Regions from separate parts of the Mus musculus genome. Here all the other regions are linked to region 2. A link is a loop called in an ENCODE intact Hi-C map of the cell type or tissue named here. Cell type or tissue: left cerebral cortex. All regions are shown on one strand. Region 1 overlaps Cdc42se2 (CDC42 small effector 2). Region 2 holds the start of Cdc42se2 (CDC42 small effector 2). Region 3 overlaps Lyrm7 (LYR motif containing 7).

Region 1 (8,000 bases), 59 kb after region 2:
GGAACTTACACACGCCCTGGATTCTGTTTTCTGATATTTATTTGCTTATAAATAAAAGTTATATCTCATCTTTTAGTACTTTTCTTAAATTGATCTTGATTCAATTTAGATTGGGACCTCTCCTTCTCCCCCTCTCCCTTCCTCCCTTTCTCCACCCCCTCTTCCTTCCCTCCCTCCCTCCCTCCCTCCCTCCCTCCCTCCCTCCCTCATCCTCTCTCCTGTATTCTTACAGCTTAGCTACCTTGCAGTTGTAATTTATAGGCACCTCGAGGTTACAGCTGAAAAACAAGTGAGCACATTAGTATTTAAAGCAAAATCAAATCCTTTTTGATTTATGAATCTGTAGAATTCACATGTTATGCCAGAATCATCATCGCAGCAATGCTCACCAGTGCCAGAATGACCAGCGGGGATGGATGTCTTGTTTGGGGAAAGGGTTTTTTACACTTGCCCCTTGGTTGGACCTGGCTCTTGTCCTGTCTGCTCCCTTGTAAATTGGGAATTTGAGCTGTGGGTCATGAAAAGTCAGTCTCATAGGATAGTGACAACTGACTCTAATACCCATGGTTCCTGTAGCAGTGTTGGCTGCTTTGGCTGTCACAGAATCTTCATTGATGATGTTTTTACCTTAGTTTTTAACAGTCTAATGGGTAAAGTGAAATTCTCTGATTTTTCTGTTTTCTCCTTTTTGTTCCTCATGTTAATTACTGCTGTGAACAGACACCATGACCAAGGCAAGGCAAGTTTTATAAAGGACAACATTTAATTGGGGCTGGCTTACAGGTTCAGAGGTTCAGTCCATTACTATCAAAGTGGGAACAGGGCAGCATCCAGGCAGGCATGGTGCAGGCAGAGCTGAGAGTTCTACATCTTCATCTGAAGGCTGCTAGCAGAATACTGGCTTCCAGGCAGCTAGGGTAAGGGTCTTTAAACCCACACCCACAGTGACACACCTACTCCAACAGGGCCACACCTAATAGTGCCACTTCCTGGGCTGAGCATATAAAAACCATCACAGCCCCCCCCCACACCTTTTACTCTCCCTTTTTTTCTTTCTTAATTTTTAAAAATATTATTACATTATTTAGGGAGACATGTCATAACATGCAGGTGGAGGTCAGAGGACAACTATGGGAATCAGTTCTCTTCCTCTAGCATGTGGATCCCAGGGAACTGAACACAAATCCTTAGGTTTGGCAGCAAGTGTCTTTACCTATTGAGCTATCTTGCTAACCTCTTTTATGTTTTGAAGTGGGGTCTCATGTATCCCAGGCTAGCCTCAAAGTTACTGTATAGCCACAGATGACCTTGTGCTGTTTGTTTTTTGAGACAAGGTCTCTCTACAGATCTCTGGAACTCACAGAGATCCTACTGCCTCTGGAGTGCTGGGATTAAAGGCGTGCATCACCAGGCCCATCATCCACCTTGTGTTTTTGATCTTTCCTCCACCTTCCAAATGCTTGGATTATGGGTCACAGGCACACTTAGTCTCGGGTTTCATTTGTGCATGCTAGGCAAGTGCTCTGCCCCCTGAGCTGCATATGCAGCACAGAGCTTAGCATCTCTTGATGTTTATTGATCAGTGTGATTTTCTGTATTCCATAGTCATGGGCATATTCGTAATATCTGAATGCAAACTATTGGTTGTGTGTACACATAGGATCCATGCAGGTCTGTGTACACGCTCGGGAAAGCCAGAGACTAACGACAGTGCCGTCCTCTTCCTCACTGACCTTAGCTCTCTGACTCAGCAATATTAGCTGGCTAACGAGCACCAAACAGCCTCCTGTCTTTGCCTCCCCAACTGTAGGGTTATAGGCACAGGTTTTTATGTTGAGTGTCTTGTTTAAAAACGTTTTGAGTTATAAAGACACTTACCTAGACTTTCTTGTAAAAGTAGAATCAGTTGCCATATATAATAAAAGCCTGTAGTGAATTAATGTATGTTGTTTTGTTTGTTTTTTGAGACAAAAGTCTTGCTTGTGTGGCCCAGGCTGAACTTGAACTCACACGTTTCTCTTGTCGCAGCCTTTTGAGTGTAGAGGTTTCAGGTGTGCACCACCATGCTGGGCTTGGAGTTGGCTTTGGAAGAAAGAATCTAATTGTGCTTATTTTTCTATGTGGTGACTTTTTGCCCCACCACTCATTGCGCCAGTAGTCCTTTGTCCCTGGTAAGAGATCTATGAGAGTGTGTTGTAACATGCTTCATAAGTGTCTTTCTAGCTTAGCCTCTAAAACGAGTGTCCACACATCATGTGTGAGCCACACTCCGAGTCTCTTCATCCTGCCTTTCCTGAGCTCAGCATTATGCTGATATCATGGTCTCTATTTTACTGTTTTATATTGTCATGGTGTCTGGAAAGGCAGATCTGTCGTTTAGTTTTTATTTTATGTTTTGGCCAGTCTTAGTGGAATCTTCCATACAAATTTCAAAGTTTGTCAGGTTTTCTGAAAGACCTGTTGAGATTTCAGTTAGATCTGTGTTGAGTTTAGAGATTCATGAAATTGGATAAATGTGCAGACTAGTTTTGAGCAAGCTTGTGCTCTCTCTCTCATCTAATCTGTCTGAACATCTGTCTGTCTATCTATCTGTCTGTCTATCTATCTATATATCTATCTATCTATCATCTACCTACAGAGTCTTGTGTATCCCTGGCTGGCCTCAGACTTCCTATGACTTCTTCTGATCCCACTTTCACCTTCCCAAGAGTGTTAGGGTTACAGCTGTGTACCACCAACCCTGGTTTGTTTTTTTGTTTTGTTTTTATTTTTTAATTAGGTATTTTCTTCATTTACATTTCAAATGCTATACCAAAAGTCCCCCAGCCCCCCCCCCCCCTCACACACACACTTCTTGGCCCTGGCGTTCCCCTGTACTGAGGCATATAAAGTTTGCAAGACCAAGGGGCCTCTCTTCCCAATGATGGCCGACTAGGCCATCTTCTGATACATATGCAGCTAGAGACACGAGCTCTGGGGGTACTGGTTAGTTCATATTGTTGTACCACCTATAGGGTTGCAGACCCCTTTAGCTCCTTGGGTACTTTCTCTAGCTCCTCCATTGGGGGCCCTGTGATCCATCCAATAGCTGACTGTGAGCATCCACTTCTGTGTTTGACAGGCCCCCAACCCTGGTTTTATGTGGTGCTTGGGGATCCAACCCTGGGCTCTGTGCATGCTAGGCAAGCTCTCAGTCAGCTGACTGACATTTCTAACTGAAAAGCTCTGGGGTGGGGTTGGGGCTTGTGTTTGTGTCCTAATTCCTTCCTTTTTCTCTACTTTCTCCTCTGACTCAGGCTCTTACTGAATCAAAATTAGCATCTTATGTTGAATTTTATTCTTGTGCTGTCTGATTTTAATGTGCATGATACTGGGTTCATTTGACTGTTAGGTTATGAATCAGGGTGATACACAAATTAAAAGTTTCTTGAAATAAAATTCCCCAATTTCATTCCTCATTTTTTGGCCCATGGGCATTTGCAGCATGAGGTCAGCGTCTTTGTCACTGATGTGTTGCTGTGAAGAGACAGTGTGACCTAGGAAACTTTTATAAAGAACAGCGTTTAGCTGGGGTTGGCTTACCCTCTCAGACTTAATCCATTCTCATCATGGCAGGGAGCATGACAGTGGAGCAGTAGCTGAGGGTCACATCCTGATCTGTAGGCAAAGGAAAAATCAGAGAGAGATGAGGGGTGAGGGGACAGGAGAACTGGGTTTAGCATGGGCTTTCGAAATCTCAGAATCTCAGTGGCTCCCCCATGGCACACTTCCTCCAACAAGACCTAACAAGATCACACTTCCTAATCCTTCTCAAGTACTGCCACACCCTGATGACGAAGTGTTCACACGTGAGTCTCTTGGTGCCATTCTTATCCAAACCACCACACTTAGGCATTCTGGCATTTTGAAAGGCACATGTCTGCAGGAGGAATGCATCCTAGGAAGCTCTGCTATGCATCTTTCATTGGTAGATTTAGGTTAAGTACTAATATAACTCAATATTTTCTGTTTATTGTTTTTAATAACTTTTGTAGAAACAACACACCTTATAGCCTCATAGCACCCTGTATATCAAGTATTTGAAGGACTAAAATCTTTAAGAATAATGAAAAATAAAAGTAGTATTTATTGTGTTTTCCTCCCATGTCTCAGAGACTTTTTAGTCCCAGATAGATGTGTTTCATGCTGTAGACTCGAGTGCCCAGCTCAGAAACAGGGTTACCTTTGAGGAAGGGTGGAGCTTAGACTGTCCTGGAACCTTCCTGCTTCAGCTCCCAGGCAAACAGTGCTATTACAGCTGTGCGCTCCTTCACCGTACTGTCCATTGCCACAAACAAAACCCTGGGAAGAAAGTCAGAAACGCCTTTTGATGAATTAAGAAGAAAAACAACTGCTGTTTCAAATAACTTAAAAAGCTCTAGCTTTATTTTCCTGTACCTACCCAGTGCCTCACACTGGATTACCCAGTCCTGTCTGCAGGCCGTATGAAAAGTTCCCATTAACTGGCAGCTTTTATGAGTTCTAAAACATTGCCTAAAAGACCCTATTGTTGTAAGTCATCTGACCTCATCTGGGAGATTGTTGTTTATTTAGAAAATACAGTGTGCAGTTTCAGGTCCTGTTGTGTGGTAGCCTGAAAGTCAATGCCTTTCTTGGTCATGAATTCTTAAAGGGCCAAAGTGAAGTTGCTTCTCTGACACCAATAGCATGGGCTTATTTTTTTCCCCCTTGGGTTTTATGAACCTGCAAGAATGGAGGCTCAGGCCTTTGCTTGAGGTTATTGTGGTCGGGTTCTGTCTCTCACATGACTGATATACAAGTACCTCAGAAACTTGCATTTCGCTCCTTTTAAACCAGTAACAGTCTGATGTAAAAGTTTAGAATGAAATGCACATTTTCTGTAACTAAGGACACTTTAGAGATTAATTACCCAGAATTAACAACACATTGATTTGGCTAAGAGTACTTACTGGCCATTCTTCCACAGGACTTGATTTCAGTTCTACCCAAGCTAGGTGGTTCACAATGACCTGAGACCTCAGTTGCAAGGGCTCTCATCCTCTGTCCTCTGCGTACCGTGTGCACACATTTGTGCATACATGCATTCACAGCGTGTAATGCTAACACAAAGTAAGAACATTCTCCTGCTTCTAGTAGGTAAGATAGGAGTTGGAAGGGGCCCAGGGTCAAAGCCAGCCTGGTTTGTATAGTTACTAACTGGTTTGCATAGTTAACTAAATAAAATATTTATGACAAGACTCCATAGCTCTCTTCTTCACAGGAGAAAGGACAGATTGGATGTTTTCAGTATTTAGGAGAGGAGAGTCCGTCATGTTCACTGTTAGTCAGAAAGCATCCAATTAAAGTGATCAGGGACATCCTGACAGCTGGGAAGATTTTCTCTGCTCTACAGCTCTTGAGATGTGAGGGAGGGTGGAGCCCACGGCACCCAGGACTAAGTATAAATGTCTAACTACAAAGGCAGGTGTACTGAGGAGGCTGAGGCAGGAGGATTGCAAATTCCATGCCAGCCATGGGTACTTGGCATGATTCCACTACCCCCAGTCAGCCACCAACCACTAAGCACACCATATTTTTCAAGCATAAGGTGGATTTTTTGTTTTGAACAGCACACTTTTTCAAGTACATGGTATTAAAATTTCAAGACAAACACAGATGCAGTTGTCAGCAGCCAGGGGAATTCCACAGTTGGGCCTCGGCAAAGCAAAACAGGAAGCTTGAGAGGGCGCTCACAGCCCTGCTGTGTGGACTTGGGTAGAGTCACTGTGTTTCCTGGAACACTTCACTCTTACAGGACTCTTCATTAGCTGCCGGCCATGCAAATACTCCTAGTCATGCTTCAGATGCTTTTCATTCTGTATAAGGTCAGGGATTAGAGGCACAAATGTGAACAGTTGTGCTAGAGGAGAGGTGGTTTGGCAAACGTTTCTTTCTATGGAATTTCTGCATCACTACATCATAGTTGGAGTGTCAGTATCTAGTGATTGGGAGTTGACACAGAAGGTCTTGCCACCTTGTGAGCCTTGCCCACATGTGCTCTGCATGCTATCAAAGTGTGTTTATGTCCCTTAGGGAAACTCAGCTGACTGAGAAGAGATGATAGCAAGGAATTCAGATTGATTTTGGTTCGCTATAGTTTAACCTGTCTCAGAGTTCTGTGATTAACAAGGAGTGACTCCTGGTATAGGTAGCAACAGTTACCACCCTCAGAATAACTGCACAAGTGAAGGAAAGCACATGCTGGAGGATCCATTTAAATGAGCTTCAGGAAAATGCTGACAGACATGTGGGCAGTAGATCAGTGCCTACGTGGAGAAGGGATGGGGAAGGGACTTTTAGGAGGATGGGTGTGCTCACTGTGTTGACTGGTGTGGGCTCAAGTGCTTGATCCCCACCCCCTTCCTTTCTGTTTTCATCTCTTCCTTCCTCCACCATCTCATCTTAAGACCTTATCTTAACAAGGACATGTGTCTTTGTGAAAACAGTGAGCTGGAGGCTTCCCACCTTTGCCTTTATGTGTGAGCGTGTCCCTGGGAATGTGTTTGCACACTCTCCCTCAGTAGCTTACTGTGGCAGCTGTTCTCCGAGCCTCACCCAGAAATTCAAGTAAGTCACTTAGTGTAGGGGTGTGGGCCATGTGTGATTTCTTCCTAGCACCACAGGGGGCATGGTGGCTCTTCAGTCTTCAGGGCCAGGATTATAGAAACCAGGATGCCTGGAAGGTGTGACTCCAGTATGCCAGGTCTGCCTAGAGAGGCCCTCCAGCAGGCTGAGTGTACAGCAGAGGCAGTTGCTCTTGCAAGTCAGGTTCCTGTGAGACGTTGGGAGATGGCCCCTGTCCTGCAGATCCTTTGCCCCAGGTGTACAGCTGCTGTCCTTTTCTCCTTGTGATGAAGTCTCTGTCTCTACCCTCCAGAAGGTCTACTAAGCTGTCTCACTTGGGATACTGGAAATTGATCATGCTTTGGAGTACATACGGGTGGGTGAACTAGGATGACTGGCTTCCGAGGGTCACTCTAATGGTTTTTAGCAAAAAGAAGAGGAGACTACTGCCACATCCGTTTTGGCTTTGCTTCTTAAGGCTCTTCTGCAGAATTATGACTTACTGCTCCACACAGGAACAGTGGGGGGGGGGGGGGGGAAGTAAGAGGAGTGTAGTGGGGGCAACATACCCTGAATCTGGGTGAGCAAAGCTAGAAGGGTCTGAACCTTCTCTTGGCTTTCTGAGACCTTCTTGATTAAAAATGAGTGGGGCTCTAGGACACCCTTACTAAAGGCCTGGAGATTAACTTTAGAGAAATAAAGCACAAATGACCTGGGTAAGATAGCTCATACGTTTATTCCCAGCATTTGGAAGGCTGAGGCAGGAGGATCTCTTGAGTTTGAGGCTAATACATACATACATACATACATACATACATACATACATACATACATAGGGAGTTTCAGTACAGCCAGCCCTATAGAATGAGACCTGTCTCCACAGGTGAAAGTGTTGACTCAACCGTGTTAGAGGCTAGCATTGCAAGTGCTCACAGAGGCTTAGCAGGTCAGTAACATCTAAGAGTGAGTTCTTGTAAAACCATCATAAGGGCCAGGGAGATAGATGGTGTGGTGTGTAAAGGTATGTGCCACGCTGGCCCAGTGACCTGGTATCAGTCCTCAGAACCCATAGACAGGTGGAAGGAGAGAATAGATTCCACGAATCATCCTCTGACCTCCACATGTGTGCTCAGGCGCAGGCCTCCTAATAATAGTGATAATTATTATTACTCTTGTTGCTGCTGCTACTAAAGAAACTCTGATCTAGAATTGCAGCTTGTAGGTCAGGTGGCCTTGAGCACTTGCTGTGCAGAGGTGCACTTTAAGTTTGAAGGTTTGTTTTATGTGGGGATATATTCTCTCTCTCTCTCTCTCTCTCTCTCTCTCTCTCTCTCTCTCTCTCTCTCTCTCTTCCTCTCTCTCTCTCACACACACAC
Region 2 (8,000 bases):
CCAGAGATGGCCCTGAAAAATCCAGAAACATGGACATATTATTATTCCAGCAGTTGTGTATTGAATCATTTCGTCATGAAGCTGGTCTAGGCTGACGTGAGCCTTATTACTCTCTCCTTTCTTTATTGTTTGGGCCTGTGTCACATGGTCTGCTTGAGTGGCTGTTCATGCCTCTCTGAAAACACTCTTTTGGGGCTGGAAATATAGCTCAGTGGCAGAGTGCTTCCCTAGCATATGAGAGGCCCTAAGTCTAATTCTCAGGATTGCACATACACAGCAAAGTTTATTTTATTGATTCTGCTTTCTTTAGGGCTCAAACAGTCCCACGCAGTGCCTTTTATGAACTTTTCTCAGTATTGTTATGAACCAGGGCAAGGAGCTTAATTAGATGCTTGTGGAGAGATAATAGTTAATGTTTTCTTGTTGGTACTTAGCTTGGGCCTGTGAGTTCTCTCAATGATTTCCCACAACCGTTCTCAGGGTAGATATTATTAGTCCTATTAAATGAAAAGATGGGTTAGGAAAGAGCTTTGATCTGAACCACATTGCTAATTAAGCACCAAAGTCTGGATTGAACTCCAGATTCTGATTCCATACACTATCTCCTTTCTAAGTGTGGAAATGTAGCTGCTATTAAATTCTGGGAAGCAGTTTAAAAAATATAAATGTCACACTTTTAGGAACATCCCTTTGCTTTGAGTTGCATGTGCATGTATGCATGTACAGTGCATATGCATGTGCAGTAATGCATGTGTGGCTATGCATGTGCAGTGTGTGCATATGTAGGCATGTATGTGCAGTGGTGAATGTGTGAGTGTGCATGCACGGTGAGTGCATGTGTGGGCATGCATGTGCAGTGTCCATGTGTATGTATTCATGTACAGTGAGTGCATGTATGGGTGTGCATTGCAGTGTGTGCACATGTGTGTGTATGCATGTACAGTGAGTGCATGCGTGGGTATGCATGTGCAGTGTGTGCATGTGTGCCTATGCATGTGCAGTGTGAGCATGTGTGGATGTGCATGTGCAGTGTGTGTATGTGTAGGTGTGCATATGCAGTGAGTGCATGCGTGGCTATGCATGTTCAATGTGTCTATGTGTGCTTATGCATGTACAGTGAGTGCATGCGTGGGTATGCATGTGCAGTGTGTGCATGTGTGGCTATGCATGCACAGTGAGTGCATGTGTGAGAATGTATGTTCAGTGTGTTTATGTGCGAGTATGCATGTGTAGTATGTCCATGCGTGGGTGTGTATTGCAGTGTGTGCACATGTGCATGTATGCATGTACAGTGAGTGCATGTGTGGGTGTGCATTGCAGTGTGTGCATGTGTGCCTATGCATATTCAGTGAGTGCATGTGTGGCTATGCATTCACAGTGAGTGCATGTGTGGGTGTGCATTGCAGTGTGTGCATGTGTGTTATATAGAGGCCAGCGATTGACAGCACATATCTTTTATCATTTTCCATCTTGCTTTTAAGGATAGGGTCTCTCTTTCAGTGAGTCTGGGAATTGCCAACCAGGCTTATTGGGGATCCTCTCTTGCCTCTGCCTCCCCGTGCTGGAATTACAGGCTTTTTTCATGGGGGCTGGGGATGGAACTCAGTCCATCTGTACTGTACTGTACATCAAGTACTTTCCCTGACTGAACATTCTCCCCAGCCCCTGCTTTGAGATCTTCAAAAGAAGATTTATTCAATTTAGCAAAATTGCAGAATCAGGCCACTGCAGCAGCTATGTGAGCTCAGAAGAGATTAGGAGCTGGTTAGACCAACATGTTGCTTCTTGCTGTCCTTAGTGTTACCACTTGTTATGGATTAGGAAGTGCTTGAGACAGCTTTTTTTTGTACTTTACCAACTATGGTACTTATCAGTATCTTCAGAGGCAGGCCAGTGTGCAGTGATCAACAGTGGTGTCTGCTTTCTGTCCCTGTCCTTCTTTGGGAACAAGACTGTACATGGGAACAGTCTTAAAGACAGTGAAGACACATCCTGTCTCTGACTCTAGAAAATTCAGTGTTTGGTGTTATCATAATGACAAACTATATTTTGACATGATAAAATCCATTGTAAATGATTTTTGTGAAGAACAGCAAAATTTAACACTGGCCCCTTCCACCCTTCCTCCCAAACAGGGTCTCACTATATAGCCTTGGTTATATTAGAACTCACTATGTAGAACAGGTTGGCCTTGAATTCACAAGATCTGTTGGGATTAAAGATATGTTGTCACTGTGGCTGGCCTAAAACTTTATTTTTAAAAAAATCTGAATCATAAGGTATAATTTGTAGCTTTGTTTTAAATCATAAAGAATAAATCAAATAGGTAAAGAGACTGCTACTAATACAATATTGAGCAAACCATCATGTATATCCACTGTTAAACAATAGTATCATCTAAGCTAGGCCCATGCAAGTAATCTCAACATTTGAGAAGCAGAGGCAGGTGGATTGCCATGATTCAAGGTTACCCTAGACTGCAGAGCGAGTGCCAGGCCAGTCAAATCTCTGCATAGAGAGACCCTATGACAAGGACCCATAACAACAACAGCTGTAGCAATAAAACAATACCCATCTAATTGAATAGAATTGTGCCCTTAACAAAAGGGAATATGAATGGTCCTAGCAACCAAAATTAGATGTTGTTCAGTTTCTCTCTCTCTCCCTCTCTCCCTCACACAGGCAACTCTCTCTCTCTCTCTCTCTCTCTCTCTCTCTCTCTCTCTCTCTCTCTCTCTCACACACACACACACACACTTATTTATTTACTTGGTTTTTCAAGACAGGATTTCTTTGTATAGCCCTGACTGTCCTAAACCTTGCTCTGTAGACCAGGCTGGCCTTGAATTCATAGAGATCCACCTGCCTCTGTATCTTAAGTGCTGGGATTAAAAGCATAGGCCACCATCACCCAGATGCACACTTTTATAGAATATTAAATAATGTGTAACAATTCCCGTAAGGATTGCTACCTTTTATGGATAAGTGGTAGAAAATATTGTTTAAGGTGACCATATTTGCATGTCAAAGAACAATGCAAGCAATGTATGACACTTGGGAAGTTTTGGTTTTTTTTTTTTTTTTGGTCTTAGGAAAGTTTTTTCAAAACAGCATACCTTTAAGTACTATATCAAATTTTCTCTACCCTATCACATTATTCTTACTCAGTGAAATAGGGTACAGGGATGTCACTGGTCAAAAATTGCATCAAACATCAAGTAAATGGTTACTGTACACAAAAGAACTGAGAAGTCCAAATGTTTATGGTCTGATGTAGGTTAAAATCTAATGGTTGGTTGACTGGCAGAAAGTGGAATCAAGAGGAAACTGAAAATAAAATTGATTATTTTTGTTGTTGAACATCTTGGGGGTATTTAATTTTTTTTTCATTTCCTCTAGGCACTTGGGACTGATTAGTTGATTAGAACAGTTATCCCCAGCCTCAAAGGTCTGCATGTGTGTGGTACTCACCAAGCCAGAGCAAGGCCCTGGGTTTCACCTACAGCACTGCAGAAATCAAATCCAGCCAACCCAAACACCCAGCTTCTAGTGGGGAAGACAGGAGCAAAATTAACAGAATAAATTGTGCAGACTGTTCTGGGAACAGGAGAACAAGGGCAGATAGATGGGGGAAGGATTGAGCCTGTAGCAATGTAAAGAAGTGGGTTTAGGCTACGCATCATTGTTAAAGAAGATCTGAGTGGAGTTGAGGGGAGAAGGCAGACATTAGAGAATGTCCTAGTCCCTGAGTATAGACTGGACATTGCAAGCACCAGTGAGACTGGAGATGAATTCTGAGACCTATAGGGAAAAAAAAAAATCTCAGAGGCTTTGTCAGCCATTGTAAAGATGTTATCTTCTACAGTAACGGGAACACTGGTGGATTTTGATCGGATGAGACATGAGCTGACTCTCCTTGCGGGAGGATATTCTCCCTCTTGTTTTGACAACACAGTTTGTTGATGGTGGTCAGGGAGGTCATTTAAGAAAGCCACTGAAGTGTGACTGGGACCACGGATGACAGAAACAATGTAGATGAACAGTCTGATTTTCTTTTTGTTTGAATGTAGAACCACGCCAATTACCCTTATGGACAGAATGGATGTGAAATTGAGAATAAGAGGAACCAAGGAGTACTCCAGTTTTGTCACTGAACAAGCTAGAAATTTCCTATCAATAGTGATGGTCATGCAGCTCCCTGTCTGAGTATGTGTGGCTAGATTTCAGTGGGAAGGCGTCCATTTGTTTCTTGCTTCTGGGTGCCTAAAGTGTAAAGTTAATGTAGTCATAAAATGTGGTGGCTGAGGCAGGAGGACTGCTGTGAGTTCCAGGTCAGCCAGGGTTCTACTCCAAAAGTCCTTAAGCTTGTGACATACACTAGTAATCCCAGCGCTTGGGAGACGGAGGCAGGAGGATCACAAGATCCAGGCCATCCTTACCTATATAGTGAGTTTGAGGCCACTCTGGGGCTACAAAAAGGCCCTCCCTCAAACAACGTCAAAGCAAAACCAAAAAAAAAAAAAAAAAAAAAAAACCAAAAAAAAAAACGATCCCACAAGAAGTCACAGAGACGAACTTTTCAAATGCCAGGTAGATATTCTTGACTCTCCAATGAGTCAGTGATTCTGATTCCTTGAAAGTAACGTGATCTGAGCGTGAGAGACATCTGGTGCTGGCCAGCTCTGCCTAGCAGCGCCTTGCTCGCCCGGGCACGTCTACGGCTGGATCCGGACAGGAAGGTGCTGTGGCGCGAGGCAGCGGCATCCATCTTCCCCGTAGCCCACCCAGCGGTCACTCTTTGCGCGCCTAGCATCCCCTAGGTCTCGCCACTCCCTCACTGGGCGGGGCCTCACAGCTACCAGCCCGCCTACTGGGGGGGGACAGGGCGTGTCCTTGTAGTGGGGGCGTAGCCGCGCAGCCGCACACACCGCTTGTGGCTCCGCCTCTGCGCGCCAGAGCCTAGGCGGGAGGGCGGAGCCCGAAGCGGGGAGCGCAGCTGCTTGGTGTGTGGAGATCCTGGAAGCTTCGGAGCCGGCGCTCGGAGCCGCGCGGCTGGAGCAGGCGGCGGAGACAAAGGCGACGGTGAGTGAGGGAGAGGGCCCCACGTTGGCCCCGCCGCCCGAGGCGCCAAGTGTAGGGTCGCCACTCGGAAGGTTGAGGGCGAGCGCGGCCCGGGCCTCTCCGCGCTGCGGACTGGGGCAGCAGACTGGGGCTGCGGACTGACTGAGGCTGCGGCGGCTCCATTTTCCAGTCTGGGCGAGGTCCTCACGCGAGGACCGGCGTATGGTTCTCTTCATTCTCCGTGAGGCCAGCTTTCACCGTAGCCTGCACCTTCCCGATGGGGGAGGCGCTACGGACCCCTCCCCCAGTCCGCAGCCCCGCCAGTCTGGACCGGCGCGGAGCGGCTGGGCTCCCGAACCCCGACTCCCGCCCGGCCTGCCTGGGACCCCGAGAGAGGAAGCCGGGCCACTGCCTCGCAGTCGCTGCGGCGACTCTTACAGGTTGTTGCACCGGGAGCTCGCGGCCACGGTGGTGAGCATTACTAACGGGTGTGGTAGGTAGCGGCTCGCTGACGTCCGCATTTCGAGCTGAGGAGCAGCCCGGTGCCGGCTGATTTCAGGCAACCCTGGGAATTCCGTTTTAGCGGCAGTGATTGCTACTGCCGAGCTTTCCTGGAGGAGTTTGGTAGTGATGTGCAGAGCGCAGCACTGAGACGTTCTGGGCCTGGGAGTACAGCTCAGTGGTAGGGAACTTGCCTTGCATGTAGGAGGCGGCCCAGAGTAGTTCAGTTCCCCAGTACTCCCACCCGCCACAAAAAGAGGGGGGGGGGGGAAGAAAGAAAGAAAGAAAATTAAATGCTCTTAAAGGACCCTTGCTTAGTAAAATATTGATATAATGAATGAATCTTAAAACACCACACAGAACTGTTCCTACTAGTAAGATGAGGCACATAGCTTCTTGACTCAGATAAAGGACTATTGGAAAGAATGCCTAGCAAGTTTCTGTCCCCCATCCCCATGTAAACTATTAATAATTAGTTGGTCATTATTGCCAGCCAGCATAGCAGATAGTACCTTTGAGATGTGAAATTTTTGAGAGAAGTTGGCTTACAGATTTCTGTTTCTCAGCAGGCCTGATTTCTCCTTTTCTTTGAAAATAATTGAGAAAGATGTTTGGGGTGCATTTTGAGGTCTAGCTTTCTATGTAGTAGGAGTAAAGATGTGTGTGGGCTTTGGAGGGACTGTGGCATGGTCAGTCTTGGATCTCTATGAGCCAGGGAGAGAGAGCTCTGAACTTTAGGGGAGGGGATCTAATGTCGCCTTGGTGGTTAAACATCACAGTTTACCCAGCATACTCATTAGACACATATTAAGCACAGAGAGATTTTTGAATTCTGTTTGTGGAAGGGAACAAAACCTGGAAATGTTTCTCTCTTAAGCTTGAGCATGAAGTTCATTATGTAGTATCGATGTAGCAAGTAAGGACCTCCCCAGACCCCTAGGGCTACTTCACTTGGAAAAATGGCTGGTGAACTTCAGGAAGTGTTCATTCATAGCATCCTACTTAAAAGTTAATGAGTAACTTTTTAAGGCCACGATTATTGGGTTATGGTTTCATTTGTCAGCTTAATAAAAATCCCAGTAGGTTTTAAAGCGACAGGAAGAATGGTTTCAACAAGATGGTGTTTTATTTTTCTCCTGAACTAGATTTTGATGCAGTGTTTTTATTGATAGTGTGATTCCAGTTCTGTTTCAGTAATAATCTTTGTAATAACATTTTCTGTATTAAAAAAAAAAATCTCTGCTCTGTGGTTAAACCAGCACTTGCTGCTTATCTAGAGGATTGGAGTTAAGTTCCTAACACCCACACCTGATGGCTCACAACTGTCTGTAATGGGGATATGATGCCCTCTTCTGGTCTTCATGGAGCACCAGAATACAGGTGACATACACACACATACACATAATTACAAAACAGTAACGAGAGAGAGAGAGAGAGAGAGAGAGAGAGAGAGAGATCGATCCCCAAAGATGGGCAGGGAATGTGGGTCAGTTGACATGAAGTCGTTCATTCAATCACCACAAGCAGTATGATAGTGGGAGCCTTACTACCAACACCTGTAATGGTGGAGGCAGAGGGATCATGAGTGTAAGGCCGTCTTTGGCCTATATATCACAAACGTAAGGCCAGTCTGAACTATATGAGACCCAAAAGATAACAAGGTAAATTAGTAGATTTCTTTTGTTTTGGATATTTTAGCCATTTTATTTTATTTCATTTTTAACAGAGCAGGGATGTGGCTATGGTAGTATAGTTTCCTAGTATGTGTGTACCAGGCTCTGTCTTCCATCTTCAGTACCACAAAAAGAATGGAGTTGATGGGTAGAAAAAAAGAAATATCTTAAATAAAGTACCTTTCCAACATTTTTGTTTTGTCTGCGTGTTTATCATAAAAAAATACACTATTGACTAAATAGTGTTGACAAGAGAAGAATTATTAGTAATAATATGTGGTGCTGTTTGGACTTCCTTCTAGAAGTACAACTATGATAAAACTGTATATTAAAATGCAGGTGTGGGCTAGGCACTGGTATGCACCTTTAATCACAGCATTTGGGAGGCAGGAGGCAGGTGAATCTCTAAGTTTAAGGCCAGCCTGGTCTACATACCTAGTTCCAAGCCAGCTAGAGCCACAGAATGAGACCCTGTCTCAAAAGGGTTGGGGGGAGATGTAGGCCGAGGATATACTGTAGTTGTCAATTTGTTTAGCATATGTGAGGCCTTGCTTGCTTGGTTGCTTTATCAAGTTCCAGTCTAGCCTGAGCTACATGACACCCTATTTAAAAACAAAACCAACCAGTAAAACAGCCCCCTCAAAAAATAAAAATTACCACCTCCCAAATAACCAAACCAAACCAAACAGTGATGACTTCTATAGCCTGGTTGATAAGAGTTTTTTCCCAGTGTGCAGAAGCCCTGGCTTGGCGGTGCACTGCTGC
Region 3 (8,000 bases), 53 kb before region 2:
CAGGACAGGAAGTGGCTCAGAGTGCGGTCAGAGGGGGATTTGAGTCTCTTGAAACTAGATTTGGTAGTGCCAAATTGGCAGGCTGAGGAATTATTCTGTTATTAAGTCATTATCTTTTCCTGTCCCGGGGATGAGGATTTTCTGTGGCCTGACCACTACCACGATTCCCAATCCCATGTTTTTATTCTTCATCCCGTCCTTTATTTCTAACTAAAGCAGCATCAGTGTTTACCGTGTGAGCCACAAGTAGACCCATTGGGTAGAGCAGGCCAGCCCATTAACCAGAGCCTCAATATGAATCCTGGTGAGGCTCTGGGGACAGGTAGTAAATGAGAGTGTTCTGTGACTTGCTTATTGCCCATGTTCATGTCCAGAGAGGGACATCAAGGAAGATATAATGTGATTTCCCAGACGCTCTGGCATCTTCTATAAGCACCTACCTACTGCGCGTTATTTCCACGGAAGCCGTTGTTTTGCAGAGGAGGAACGGTCTGGGTGGGGCGCCCCTCCTGCTCTTTGTTCTTCCTTCCTGCTGTGCAAATGTGGTGGCAGCAGAAGGGAGGGAAGGCAGACTGCTGATCACCGGGGGCTGCAGTCAGGGAGAGAAGAGCCTGGGTTCTCAGCAGCACCAGGACGTCTACTAGCTCAGACCTGCCATGTTTCAAAAGGGAAGAAAAATAAGTCTCCCACCCCCCTTTAAAAAAAATTTTTTTTGTTTGTTTGTTTTCTGAGGCAGGGTTTCTCTGTGTAGCCCTGGCTGTCTTGGAACTCACTCTGTAGACCAGGCTGGCCTTGAACTGTAGCTTCTTATTCTTTTTTTTTTTTTTAAGATTTATTTATTTATTATATGTAAGTACACTGTAGCTGTCTTCAGATCTCATTACGGGTGGTTGTGAGCCACCATGTGGTTGCTGGGATTTGAACTCAGGACCTCCGGAAGAGCAGTCAGTGCTCTTAACCGCTGAGCCATCTCACCAGCCCCCAACTGTAACTTCTTTTTTTTTTTTTTTTTAAGATTTATTTATTTATTTATTATATGTAAATACACTGTAGCTGTCTTCAGACACTCTAGAAGAGGGCATCAGATCTCACAACGGGTGGTTGTGAGCCACCATGTGGTTGCTGGGATTTGAACTTTGGACCTTCGGAAGAGCAGTCGGGTGCTCTTACCCACTGAGCCATCTCACCAGCCCCCCAACTGTAACTTCTTTTGTTAAACCACTGTTTGGTGGACTTCTGGTTATTCAAAACTAGGCATAGTCTAAAGTAATATTGATAGGTTTAGTAATTTATTCTTCAGTGTAATAGCTCAGATTCTTGTATTTTCACTATAAAAACCATTTGTGAATCCTTATGCTATAGAGTGGCTGTGGTTTGTCTTTCCCAATAGATAATGAACCCCTTGAAGCCAAAGAAACTTTTTTTTAAAATTTTTGTTTATTTTTGAGACAGGGCTCTCTATTATGTAGCTCTGGCTGATCTGGATTTGCCTTATAGACCAGACTGGCCCTGAACTCACAGAGATCCATCTGCCTCCCAAGCGCTGAGACTAAAGGCATACAGCACCACTGCCCGGCTTTGTTTTTTGTTTTTTTGGGTTTTGTTTTGTTTTGTTTTGTTTTTCTCTGAGACAGAGTTTCATTCTATAGCTCTGGCTGTCCTGGAACTTGATATGTAGACCAGGCTAGCCTCAAACTCTGAAAGATCTACCTCCCTCTGTCTGTCTTCTGAGCATTGGAAATAAAGGTGTGAGCCATCATGCCCTGTCCCCTGAATGCACATTCCTTGAATATGAAGGACAGTCCTTAACTATAGTTTAATTATCAAAACTAGGGGATTCATGGAATACCATTGTTTAAATTTTTTCTTTCCTCCTAATAAGGCCCTTTGTTTTTTTGTTTGTTTCTTTGGTGTTTTGTTTTGGTTTTGTTTATTTGTTTTTTGAGACAGGATTTCTCTGTATAACTCTGGCTGTTCTGAAACTCACCCTGTAGACCAGGCTGGCCTCTCAGAGATTTGCCTGCCTCTGCCTCCCGAGTGCTAGGACTAAAGGCACACCCACCACTACCCAGTTAACAATGCCCTTTCTAGTAGGAGGAACCCCTTTCCCCTGTGGTCCAGGGTGCTGCTGAGTTTCCTGAGTCTGGAGCAGTTACTTATCTTTCATCACTACCTCTAAAGATTGTAGGCAGGCTCTGGGAAGAGTGGTTAGGGGGGCATTTGCTCTCTTGTTTGACACAGAATTTCATATAGCCCAGGCTGGCTTAAACTCCCTGGGTAGCTGACTTCTGATTCTCTTTTCTCTACCCTGAGTGCCAGGATTAGAAGTATGTCCCACCACAGCAGCTGGGCTGAGTGAGCACAGGGCCTTGTGCATGGAGGCAGGCACTTTACTAATCCAGGCACATCTCCAACCCTGCTTTTGTTGAGACAGGTTTAACTAGGCTTGTCTGGAACTCATTGTATAGCTCAAACTCTGTTCACAGTGACGGCGATCCTCTTGTCTTATCCTGCAAACTGTTAAGATTACAAATGTGAGCCATCACATTGAGGCTGTGAGGATGGCCTAGCTGGGTCCTGCTCTTCCCAAGAAAGGGGGGTGGGTGATGTATCTCACTGCCTTTTTTCTTTTTAATTGTTTTTCAGTATTGAGTATTAGACCCAGGGCCTTTAAGACAGGGTCTCACCACAGTGCAGACCAGCCATGGCCACGCTATGTACTGCAGGCTGGACTTGAGTGCAGGTCTCACTGCCTTTGCCCATGATTCCTGGGATTATAGGCACACGTCAGCAGATGTGGGCAGTTTTCTCTTTCTCTCTTTTTTTTTCCTTTTCCATTTTTCTGTGTGTATGGGTGCATGTGCACCCCTGAACCTAATAGTGGGAATTGCCCGCCTTCTTTTTTGTTTCATTGAAGCAGGGTTTCTTGGTTCGGCACTCAGTTCCCTGACAAGGCTCATCTTCCTAGGGGATCTGAACTCTTCCTGTAGTAAGCACTTTAACCGATGAGTAATCTCTGAGGCCCCAACGCTGTCTTGCCTAGCAGTCAGCAGTTGGCTGTTCAGCAGTGTGTCTCAGTGGGGACACCACTGTCACTGTGTGTCTCAGTGGAGACACTGCTGTCACTCTGCCATGAAGTATAACCCTCTCTGCCCCAGACTGTCTTTCACACCACAGTTAGCATCCTTGGCTCCTGCCCAGTAAATTTTTGGTAGCATCCCCTAAGTGGTATATCTGAAGACTCCTTCGGTGAGGAGCCATTGTTCTAGGGGACAGGGTGTAGCTCAGTGGTAGAGTATACACTCTGCAGCCTGTGAGGCCCTGGGTTCCCAAGGCCCAGGAACAAGAAGGAAGGGAGGGAAGGAGAAGGGCAGTTGTGGGAGGGGAGGGGAATCATTCTATAAATTTGGAATGTCTGAATTATGAGAGTGATGTCTTGCTTTCTATAAAATTTTTCAAGTATCCAGGCATGGTGTGGTACACCTGTAACCCCATTGTTGGGAAGTGGAGGCTAGAGAATCAAGAGTTCAAGGTTAGCCTCAGCTACATGGGGAGTTCAAGGCTAGCCAGAGCTACATGAGATCCTGTCTCAAAAATCATTCATAGGTGACATTTTTAAAGAGCCATTGACAGATTAGTGTGTTTTTAGCTTAATTCCATTCAGTCATTTATTAGTTGTGTTTAATGAAATGATAAAGGATTTGGTTGTATATGTTTTTTGTAACACGAATGAAGATCGTATTAAATGTTTCCATTTAGACTCACATAGTCACCTCAGACATCAGCTGAAATAAAATGTCTGTAGAATAGTGCATGCTTCCCAAATTACACAACTCACGGTTAGAACTGCTGGGGAGACGGATGTGCCGGCCCCAGGTCTACTTTAAGATAAGTAGTGACTGGAGCTCTAACCGTCTTAACCGCTCATTTCTCTGTTCCTTTTAGAACTGGTCCCCAGGAAAGATCTTCTCACAGAAAATGTGCCGTACTGTGATGCGCCAACCCAGAAGCAGTAAAGCTTCCAGGATAAACCCATCTCTGCTCCTTCCCACTTTAAATACATACCTGGCAACGGTCCTGGACATGCACATGTTTCTCTCTGAAGCGCACGTTGCAAATGAGCGACAGGCTGAGGGCTACAGAGGAGATAGACATGCCTTTCACTGACATGGGCAACTGAAGGCCTGGGGAGGCAGGACGCTCCTCTCTTTCCCTTTGGTAGGTCTTTTGGTCTTCCAAAGCTGTTTGCCAATGAAGCACCTTACCAAATTGGTGACTTTTCATCTCATGGGACATACATAGCTAAATATAAAATGCTACATTAAATTGATGTTTAATCCCCAAAATATTAAGTTGGTAAAAAATTAACATTTTTCTTCCAGCTCTCGTCTAAAAGCAGCCATTGTTTCCCAAAGTCCCGTGGTTATTTTTGCGGCTAACAAATAATTATGTAGTGTATTTCTCTGCATTCTTACAAAGACAACGTTCCCCTTTTTGTTTTGTATGTATGGGTGTTTTGCCTGCTTAAATGTCTATGCACCAGGTGTGTATGCAGTGCCGTGCCTGCAGAGGTCAGGAGAGGGAATTGGATCCCCTGGGACTGGAGTTATAGATGGTCATGAGTTTCCTAGAAGAACAGCCAGTGCTCCAAAGCACTGAGCCATCTCTCTAGCCCCATGTAAAGACATTAGATAGATGAAATATCAAAGTCACTCTGGGTCACTGTAGTGGCCCTCTGTCAGATGGCTTGTGGTCTTTGTAGACTGCTGTGAAATGCTATAGATCTCTCTCTCTCTCTCTCCCTTTCTCCCTCCCTCCCCCCTCCCCACCTCTCTTTTGAGATAGGGTCTCCCTGTGCAGTCCTAGCCTTGAACTCTAAGATCCACTTGCCTCTGCCTCCCCAGTGCTTTACATAATTTGATCTCTAGTGTTCCAAATAAATAATAGTAATAATAACAATTGGATTTTATCAAAGTTAAAAACATTTACATAACGATTAGTGAACAATTATAGATGAAATATCTGTCATATATATGATGATTCTATAAAACATATGTTACCAGGTATGAAAAAAGAGTTATCAGACTATATAAAGGACTTCAAATATTCGAAAGCAAGCAGGGGCTGAGATGGCTCAGAGGTTAAGAACTCCTGCTGCTAGGACCTGAGTTCAGTTCCCAGCACCCTTTCAGGTAACTCGAAGCTGTCACTCCATTTCCAGGGGATCCTGTGCACTCTACTGGCCTCTAAGGGCACTGCATTTACATGTATAGACTCAAACCAACAGTGACACACAGATGCATAATAAAGGAATCGTAAAACAAGCAACTCAACTACAGAGAAGTGATTTCCTGTTTATTGGTGCCTTGCTGCTTTGTGTGTCAGCTTACTACTTGCATGCCTGGTGCCCACAGAGACCCCATAAAGGTTGTCGGATACCTTAGAACTCCTCTCTTACAAAGGGTTGTGAGCCGCCGTATGGGTGCTGGAAATTGAACCTCGGTCATCTGGAACAGTGTTTCTTAACCACTCAGCCATCTCTCCAGTCCCTCAACCCAACTTTAAAAGTAATATTTGAACAGATGCTTCATCAAAAAAGATACATGGAAGCTGTCAGGGTTGCCAGTTTTGGAACCCACAGGATGGAACGAGAGAACCAAATTCTGCAAGTTCGTGCTTCATGCACACACAATCACAGTTTTGAATTTTTTATTTTTTGGTCTTTTGAAACAGGGTTTCTTTGTGTAGCTTTTTCTGTCCTGAACCTCACTCTGCAGACCAGGGTGACCTCAAACTTACAGAGATCTCTGCCTGCCTCTGCCTCCCAAGTGCTGGGATTAAAGGCATGCGCCACCACGACCTAGCTTAAGTTTTCTCTTTTAGATCTTATATTTATTTGTATGAGTGTTTTGCCTTCATGCGTTTTTGTGTGCCACTTGCATCTCTGTTGTATTACAGATGGTTGTCAGCCAACATGTGGGTGCCAGAAATGTCACTAAGGGTCTTGGCAAAAGCACTAAGTGCTCTCAACTGCTGAGCCATCTCTCCAGCCACATTTTTTTTTTTTTTTTTTTTTTGAGACAGGGTTTGTCTGTGCAGCCCTGGCTGTCCTGGAACTCACTTTGTACACCAGGCTGGTCTCGAACTCAGAAATCCGCCTGCCTCTGTCTCCTGAGTGCTGGGATTAAAGGCGTGCACCACCATACCTGGCTACAAATTTTTAAAGATATGCAAATGACAGATATAGTGTGAGAAGTTGCTAGTACATTAACAGGCACTAGGAATTAAAATCATAGTGACATAGTTATGTGTCTATTAGAATGGCCGAAATCTGGATGGTTGACAATATCAAGTATTGGCAAGGATATGACTTTTCTGAGACAGGGTCTCACTGTGTAGCCTTGGCTAGTCTGGAACACATTATATATTTTTTTCCTTATTTTATCAAATCCCTAAATTATCCATCATCCTATTGGCTCAGGACAGATTCAAGTTTTATTGTGATGGTTGTTTTTGCACTGCTGTGATAAAACAGGTGAAGAATAACTTACGGGTTTGTGTTACAGCATGATTTCATTCCAATACCTTAAGGCGACACCTTAACAAAACATGGTGGCAGACAGGAAACACTTGGCTAACTAAGCCTGGCAGGGAGTGGGTGGGCAGGCATAATGTTAAAATGACTGTTTCTAGTGACCTACTTGTGCCAATCAGGTTCCACCTCCTAAAGGTTCCACATGCTTCAAAATAGCCCTATGAGCTGGGGGAAATAAAAACAAAAAACAAAACTGTGGGAGACATTTGAGAGTCAAATTGTAACCTGTGTGTGTGTGTGTGTGTGTTCGTGCACTTGGGTGTGCACCTGTGATTGCATACATTTACATGCTATGACATACATGGAAGTCAGAGAATAATTTGGGGAGTTGATTCTCTGGGACTTGAACTTGGGTTGTGGCAGCAAGCACCTTTTTTTCTACTAAACGGTCTCATTGACCTGCATTATATGTGTACCTTGAGTTGGAATTGTGAAGGCCTGAGGCTATAGCTCAGTGGTATGAAATTTGTCCAGTATGTACAAGGCCTGAGGTTCAATCTCCAAGAAAACCAGATGAAACAGAATGAGTGAGGATTGATAATTCTGTGCGGAGTCTGTGGAGTATGGGCGGCAATGTCCACACAGACTGTGCCTGTCTTTGTCAGGTATCCCAAGGATACCTGGAGATTCCCATGCTGCTCTGTTAATGTAAAAAAGAACGCTAGGGATGTGGGTGTGGTTCTGTTAGCTGAATGCTTGCTTAGTGTGTATGAAGCCCTGAGTTCTATCCCCAGCACTGCCTAACCCAAGTAATTCCCCGAACTTGGGGGTGGGGGTAGCAGCTTGAAGATCAGAAGTTCAAGGTCAATCTGAGCTTCATAGCAGGATTGAGGCTAGACTGATGTGTGAGACCCTGTTCAACAAATGATGAGTTTATTAGAGTATTGTCTAGGGGGCTGGAGAGATGGCTCAGCGATTAAGAGCACTGGCTGTTCTCCCAGAGGACCCAGGTTCAATTCCTGCACCTACATGGCAGCTGGCAACTGTAACTCTAGTTCCCAGTGACCCGACACCCTCACACAGACATACATGGAGGCAAAACACCAATGCACATAAAATAAAAAATAAAAATATTTTTAAATTGTTTATAAGATGTAATACACAATGTGATGTGGTTCTATCTTTTATAGTCTTTTTAAAATTCATTGTGTGTGCGCACGCACGTGTGCGTGCGTGCGTGCATGTGGATTTGTGCATGTGAGTGCAGAAGCCTGTGGAGGCTAGAGGTGTCAGATCTCCTGGAACTAAGAGTTATGTATGATCATAACCAGACTGAATTGGGTGCTTGGAGCTGAAGTCAGGTCCTCTGGAAGAGGGAACAGTGTTCTCAACTCTCCAGCCCCCAGTCTTACTATCTTAAAGAAATATAAGTGCGGCTTAAAGAAATATTAACTGGGGCTGGCCA

What was found. Peaks named below come from ENCODE experiments on the same cell type or tissue, not always from the same donor. Only the 100,000 strongest peaks of a DNase experiment are listed, where the experiment ranks them.
Region 1: a loop joins it to region 2, with 2.2 times the contacts of the local background. A loop is called at or near these places in 7 of 42 quality-filtered maps.
Region 3: it touches region 2 in a loop (2.2-fold over the local background); 7 of 42 quality-filtered maps call a loop at or near these places.

What each region holds. Positions count from the first base shown.
Region 1 is chr11:54,725,304-54,733,303 of GRCm38, reverse strand. The region is part of intron 3 of Cdc42se2 (CDC42 small effector 2); the gene reads left to right. Among named protein-coding and RNA genes, the nearest start is that of Cdc42se2, 58 kb to the left of the region's middle. In left cerebral cortex, CTCF peaks have their summits at 5,710 and 6,684; DNase peaks (open chromatin) are centred at 5,480, 5,714, 6,338, 6,546 and 2 more places; H3K27ac peaks cover 2,763 bases.
Region 2 is chr11:54,784,642-54,792,641 of GRCm38, reverse strand. Cdc42se2 (CDC42 small effector 2) reads left to right here and starts at 4,939. Exons shown (of 6, transcript NM_178626.3): 1 at 4,939-5,082. In left cerebral cortex, CTCF peaks have their summits at 4,776, 5,706 and 6,908 (motif pointing left); DNase peaks (open chromatin) are centred at 4,910 and 5,608; H3K4me3 peaks cover 2,273 bases; H3K27ac peaks cover 2,126 bases.
Region 3 is chr11:54,837,148-54,845,147 of GRCm38, reverse strand. Lyrm7 (LYR motif containing 7) reads left to right here. Exons shown (of 5, transcript NM_029327.5): 5 at 3,946-6,798. The coding sequence ends at 4,016. Among named protein-coding and RNA genes, the nearest start is that of Gm31490, 19 kb to the left of the region's middle. In left cerebral cortex, a CTCF peak has its summit at 4,563; a DNase peak (open chromatin) is centred at 4,046.